2 separate regions of the Homo sapiens genome follow, and region 1 is linked to region 2. Evidence: read pairs that join two places in POLR2A ChIA-PET (ENCODE). Cell type or tissue: PC-3. All regions are shown on one strand. Links, peaks and the distances in the headings refer to the core of each region. The heading gives the core; the rest is flanking DNA. Region 1 overlaps IFT57 (intraflagellar transport 57). Region 2 has its middle 10 kb from the start of IFT57.

Region 1 (2,928 bases), core at 239-2,738, 73 kb after region 2:
TGCTTTATGTTTAGGACAACAAAAATAATTTTAAAAAGTTATTTTTTACCCTAATACTTTTCTCCACTGAATATTATTATTTTTTTCTTAGCTTTTTCTTTCTAGATGTATTCCCCAACATGCTCACATACACAGATCTTTCCCTTTCCTTACTAGACCTCTCTTTAGTTTAAGATAAGTTTAGACAGGAGAAAGTGTATGTAAACTACCTGAAAGGATGACAATCAATACAATGACAAATATGCCAGTTTATTTAATTTGTTTAAAAAAAAAAAGGCAGAAAACCCACCATGGGAAAATAAGCATTTTTTAAAATCTGAAGTTGCTCTTTTCCTGTGTGGTCTTTGGGAGGAGTCTAATACAAAAACTGAAAACCTTTGGTCCTGGGAATTTATTTTCATGGCTGTTGTCATGGCTGAGTAGTTTTTTGATGAATTCAATCAATGCAGAGAACGCTTTTAGATAAATCAGAACTCTCCTTAAAATGCATTTCAATCAGAAGCAAAGTACACCCATTATTTATGCAGACATGTAAAAAATCTAAAAATTCTTGCAATGAGTAGTATAAGCCACCTATTTTTACTTCCTTCTCTGAAATATTCCAGTTAACTCAGCTTGGGTTCTGTGCTCCTCCTCTCTTCCTATAGAACACTGTGCATACCTTGAATAAAGAGCTTATTATACTATATTGTTATTTTCTTCCATCCTACCTAATGAATTGAGCTACTTTAGGATAGGACAAAGTCTTTTATTTCCGTATTCCTTGCCAGGTGCCCAGCACATAGAAAGTGTCTAGTAAATGTATTGAGTTAGTAAATGGATGAGTAGATGACTGGCACTGTGTGGATCCAGGATACCTTCTAGCTCCCATTCTATAGCATGAAGAGTTTAATGACATTAAGCCTGTGTGCTTGGTATAGTTTCAAGATAGCGATTAAAAACAATGGGTTCTTTTCCTATGGTATTGGATTAGAATTAGAAACATCAGTATGAACTCATGGGTTTTTAAAAGTAAGTATAGATTAATAGAAATATAGAAATATTTAACATGTAGTAATACACACACACATATTTCCTAGTTGTGTCCTCTGATAGAGCCTAGTAGCAGTGACAGCCCAATTACAACTGTGGGCACTCAGATCTTGATGTCTAAATTCTCTTCTTTAAAAAAAAAAGGAAGTCTTAGATTTCTGATTCCTGGGCTGCAACAGGAAAAGCACAAGGTGAGTCTAAAATACTTGCTTTGCCAGAAAGGAAGTACTTAAATAATGATGGGAAGTATCTAAAGGACACAGCAGATTGAGGGTTTACCATCTGCCAATCTGGAACAATTTGAGCATCAAAGTCAATCGTCATAGTAATAAATAATAACACATGGAATAAGAAACCACAAGTCCACACAGATATAAATGAATGAAAGAATAAATGGAGAGGTGAGAAAGGTCTTCCTGCTCATGTAAAAGGAATGCTGGATTTAGAAAATCACCACATGGCATCTACCATGGTAGTAATTGTTTGGGCAAGACTCATCAGTGGATGCTAAAATTGGTAGGTGAAAGTTTGATAGAAACAGGATATTTACATAGTCTTGAATTATGTAAGACATTTTACAAGGAAAAAGTTGTTTACAGTATAGAAACCTGGTAGATACCACTTTAGGTGATAATAGTTAACACCACTAGTAATGGGACAAATAGAGACCATAGGCCTGCTGAGAAGAGCACACACTTACATGGTTCCTGCTGAAAATGCATAACCTGAATCTACTCATGAAATATCAGATGAATCCAAACTGAGGGATTTGTATAAAATAGCCTATATTCCTCAAAAATAATGTCATGAAAAGTTCTAAGGAACAGTTCCAGAGCAAAGGAGACTAAAGAGATAAGACAGCTAGATGCAACAGGAGATTCCAGATTGGACCCTGGGCCAGGAAAGGAAAAAATATGAATATTTTTAGTGTGTCTGCATATGTGTATATATATAATATATAGCATATATATGTGCGTGCACACACACACACACACACATATATATATATATAATATAAGCAGTCATCCCCAACTTTTTTGGCACCAGGGACCCCTGTTGTGCAAGACCATTTTTCCACTGACCAGGGGCAAGGGGGCGGGGATGATTCTGGGATGAAACTGTTCCACCTTAGATCATCAGGCATTAGTCAGATTCTCATAAGGAGCACGCAAGCTGGATTCCTCGCATGTGCAGTTCACAATAAGGTTCCCGGTCCTATGAGAATCTAATCATCTAATGCTGCTGATCTGACAGGAGGAAGAGCTCAGGCGGTATTGCTCACTGGCCCGCTGCTCACCTCCTGCTGTGTGGTCCAATTCCTAACAGGCCAGGGACTGGGAATGGGACTGGGACTGGTCCATGGCCTCAGGAGTTAGGGACCCCTGTTATAAAGGATATTATTGGTGCAACAGGAAAATTTTGAAGACCTGTGGATTGGATAATAGTATTAATGTTAATTTCTTGATATTTATGCTGTACATAAGATAATATACTTTTAACAATACACACATGTATTTGATTCTAAAGAGGCACCCTGTCACCAACTTACTCTCAAATGGTTCAGGAAAAAAAAAGGTATGTGTGTTTGTATATTCATACATATACAGAGAGGATAGTGAAAAAAATGTAGGAAATTGCTAACATTTTGGGAATGTGGGAGCAGGAAATACTGAACTCAATTGTACTTTTTAAAACTTTTCTATAATCTGAAATTATTTCAAAATAATAGTTTAAAAATGATAGTTCTTAAAGATTATGCGCTCTATATGGAAGTCAGTCTCTCTCTGAATCAAATAGCTAATCAATTTGTTGAAATAGTATTTCACTCTCAAAATTCTGTGGTCCATTGGATGCAACTTTAATAATTTTATAGTCATTGGTTTGCTGGACAAGTAA
Region 2 (2,928 bases), core at 212-2,711:
TGTAGACTATTACAGAATCAACCAAGAAGTATCCTAGTTTGTAGCTATTGTGCCCAGCGTGGTATCCTTGATAGAACAAATATGTCCTCAGATACACATTATGCAGGCACTGATCTAGTGAATGCATTCTATTTAAGCCCAATCAGGAAAGAGGATCAGAAACAGTTTGCATTCACAGGAATAGACACTATCTATTTAAAGTTTTCCTCAGAGCTGTGTTAACTGTCCTGTCCTCTGTCATAACAGAGTCCGAAGAGATTTGGACCTCCAGGACATTCCATAGAACATGACACTGCCCCATTATATCTGTGACATGATGCTGATTGAGTGGGAGCAAGAGGTGATTAGTATGCTAGAGGCCTCGGTAAGACGCGTGCACTCTAGAGCATGAGAAATTAACCCAACAAAGAGTCAGGTGCAGTCACTTCAGTTAAGTTTTGGGGATGCAGTGATTGGGGGCCTGCTGAGACAACCTCTCCAAAATAAAAGACAAACTATTGTATCTTGCATCTCCTACACAAAGAAAGAAGCACAGCATTTTGAAAGCCTTTCTGGTTTCTGGAGGTAACAGATTCCAAACCTAAGAATATTGATCTGGCCCATATATAGGATGATGCAGAAGGCTGCCAGCTTTAAGTGGGAGCCCTTAGACTGCATGGCAGCATAAAGCAAGCACTTCCACCCAAGCTTGCTTCCCTTTACTCTTCACTTGTGAACAGCCTTGCATCAAAATCTGACTGTGGTCCCTTCCCATGTTCTATCCCAGGCAAATAGCCTAATAAAATTTTTACATATCTAATCCCATTTTGGCCTCTGCTTCTTGGAGGACCCAACCTAACATAAATACTTTGAGAAAGGTCACAAAAGATAAAAGAATAAGAAATCACTGCTTTTTTTTTTTTTAAGAGGCTATAGAGGAAACAAAAGGGAGGACTAAAATTTACAGTATGAAGAGAGGATAATTATATAGGGTAGGACAAAATGACGACAGAATATGTGTAGCATTCCTATCATTAAATTTTCTCCAGTTTCAACTGGGGAAGACCCCTTGTCTGGCATGAGGGGTTAATCATAGGGCCATTAGCATGACTTTAGTGGTATTGACTGCAGAGCCAGACAAAGGTGTAAAAGATACAGAATCCAATCAGCCACCATTAAAATATCATTAAGAATTGTGACTCAGCCAGACAGGAAGATTGTTAAATAAATGTTTCAAACAGATAATAAAGGATTAATACAGGAAGTTAGTTGCTGCCTGGGTAGAGGGTTGCAATCTCAAATCACAGGAAAGTAATTTAACTAATTTTATTTAATTAGGTGATTTAAGGGCCAAACTTGAACCTATATGAAAACAATTTAGTCTTAAAACTATGAGCATAATATTCTCCTTTTAATGATGACTATAATAAAGGGTCAGCAAGTCTGTTTCTTGATAGGAAGCACCATCCTGGCTATATGCAGCCACCTTAACTCTTGAATTCTAGTCAGAGATCTCTGGGCTATAAGCAATGTCAGCTTGTTGGATAGTTACTTTACCTTGGTTGTTATTTATTTATTTAAGACAGAGTTGGTTGGTCTTAACTGGTTGTTGCCCAGGCTGGTCTTGAACTCCTTAGCTCAAGAAATCCTCCTGCCTCAGCCTCCCAAAATACTGGGATTATAGGCATGAGGTACCATGCCCAGCCTATCTTGGTCATTATTTATTGATCTGGTAACCTCACCTCATTTCAGATGATAAAACAATTCCCCAGTAGAGGCAGATGTACCAAGAGAGTAGCGCAGTTTATGTTCCAGGGAGCTTTACTTGCATGCTCCCTTCCAAAGTACTGTAGCTGATTTCAAATTCAAAATTTGGTATTTTTTATTAAAAATTATGCCTCCCTCACCCCCACCCCTACCAACTGTATAAGCTTCAAGCCCCACAAAGCCTGAATCTGTCCCTGGCGTTTACACAGCAAGCTAAGAAAACTGAATATTGTCCTGAATAGGGGAACCATGTAAGAATGTCGGGTAGTACAGAGGCATGTCCATATTTGCATTTCAGGAAGATTACTTTGGGAACAATGTAGACAAAAGACTGAAAGAGGGGTAGATCTGGAGGGAAAACTATAAGGAAGCCGTCATTGTATTCCAAGCAAGAATAAAGATCTTTTGCTTTTTATTTTATAAAAAAAGTTGGTGTTTCCTTTGAAAGAGCAAGATCCTCTGAGGCATTTCTAATTTTACTTATAAAAGCTCCCTCTTCCCATTTCAGAAGTATTATTCTTCCTTCAAGAAGCTGAGGAGATTAAAATCTTTCACAGTGTAATAGTCTGTTCTTGCCTTCAGAAAGTAAAATATGAAATTTTCATACTCTACAGTGCTAACTTACTAGCATAAGGAAAATAGCAAGTGTTTGTTTTAAAATAAAATGTCAATGTAATAATAAAAAAAATGAGTTCTTCTGTGACCTTCTTAGCCCAATAAGAGACTCAGATAGTACACACTGTATCCCTGGATGATATGCTCAATATTATCTATTAAAAGTATATTTAGAGTATATATTTCAAGATTAAATACATTTATAGTTCATCTTAAAAAATAAATGTACAGTAATCAAGAAGACTGAGAGAAAGGAAAAGGTGGGTTGTTCTACCAAAGAGCAAATCTTACTCTAAAGCCACAAAAACAGTTTTAGACAGCATAAAAATAAGCAAAAATATCTACTGAAGTCAGTTTGAAGTTTGAAGTCTAGAAATGGACCACATGAGCTGTCTTAGTTCATTTTGTGCTGCTCTAAAAGAATACCTGAGACTGAGTAATTTATAATAAACAGAAATTTATTAGCTCAGAGTTCTGGAGGCTAGGAAATCCAATATCAAGGTGCTGGCATCTAGCACGGACCTTCTTGCTGTGTCCTCACATGGCAAAAAATGAAATGGAGAGATA

The links. Peaks named below come from ENCODE experiments on the same cell type or tissue, not always from the same donor. Only the 100,000 strongest peaks of a DNase experiment are listed, where the experiment ranks them.
Region 1: POLR2A ChIA-PET joins it to region 2 with 6 read pairs; 5 of 35 experiments call an interaction of 5 or more read pairs at or near these places.

The regions. Positions count from the first base shown.
Region 1 is chr3:108,158,570-108,161,497 of GRCh38, reverse strand. IFT57 (intraflagellar transport 57) reads left to right here. Exons shown (of 11, transcript NM_018010.4): 11 at 1-686. Among named protein-coding and RNA genes, the nearest start is that of LINC01215, 35 kb to the right of the region's middle. In PC-3, for the core only: no CTCF peak of the experiment used is centred there; a DNase peak (open chromatin) is centred at 1,447.
Region 2 is chr3:108,231,237-108,234,164 of GRCh38, reverse strand. No RefSeq gene overlaps it. Among named protein-coding and RNA genes, the nearest start is that of IFT57, 10 kb to the right of the region's middle. In PC-3, for the core only: no CTCF peak of the experiment used is centred there; no DNase peak of the experiment used is centred there.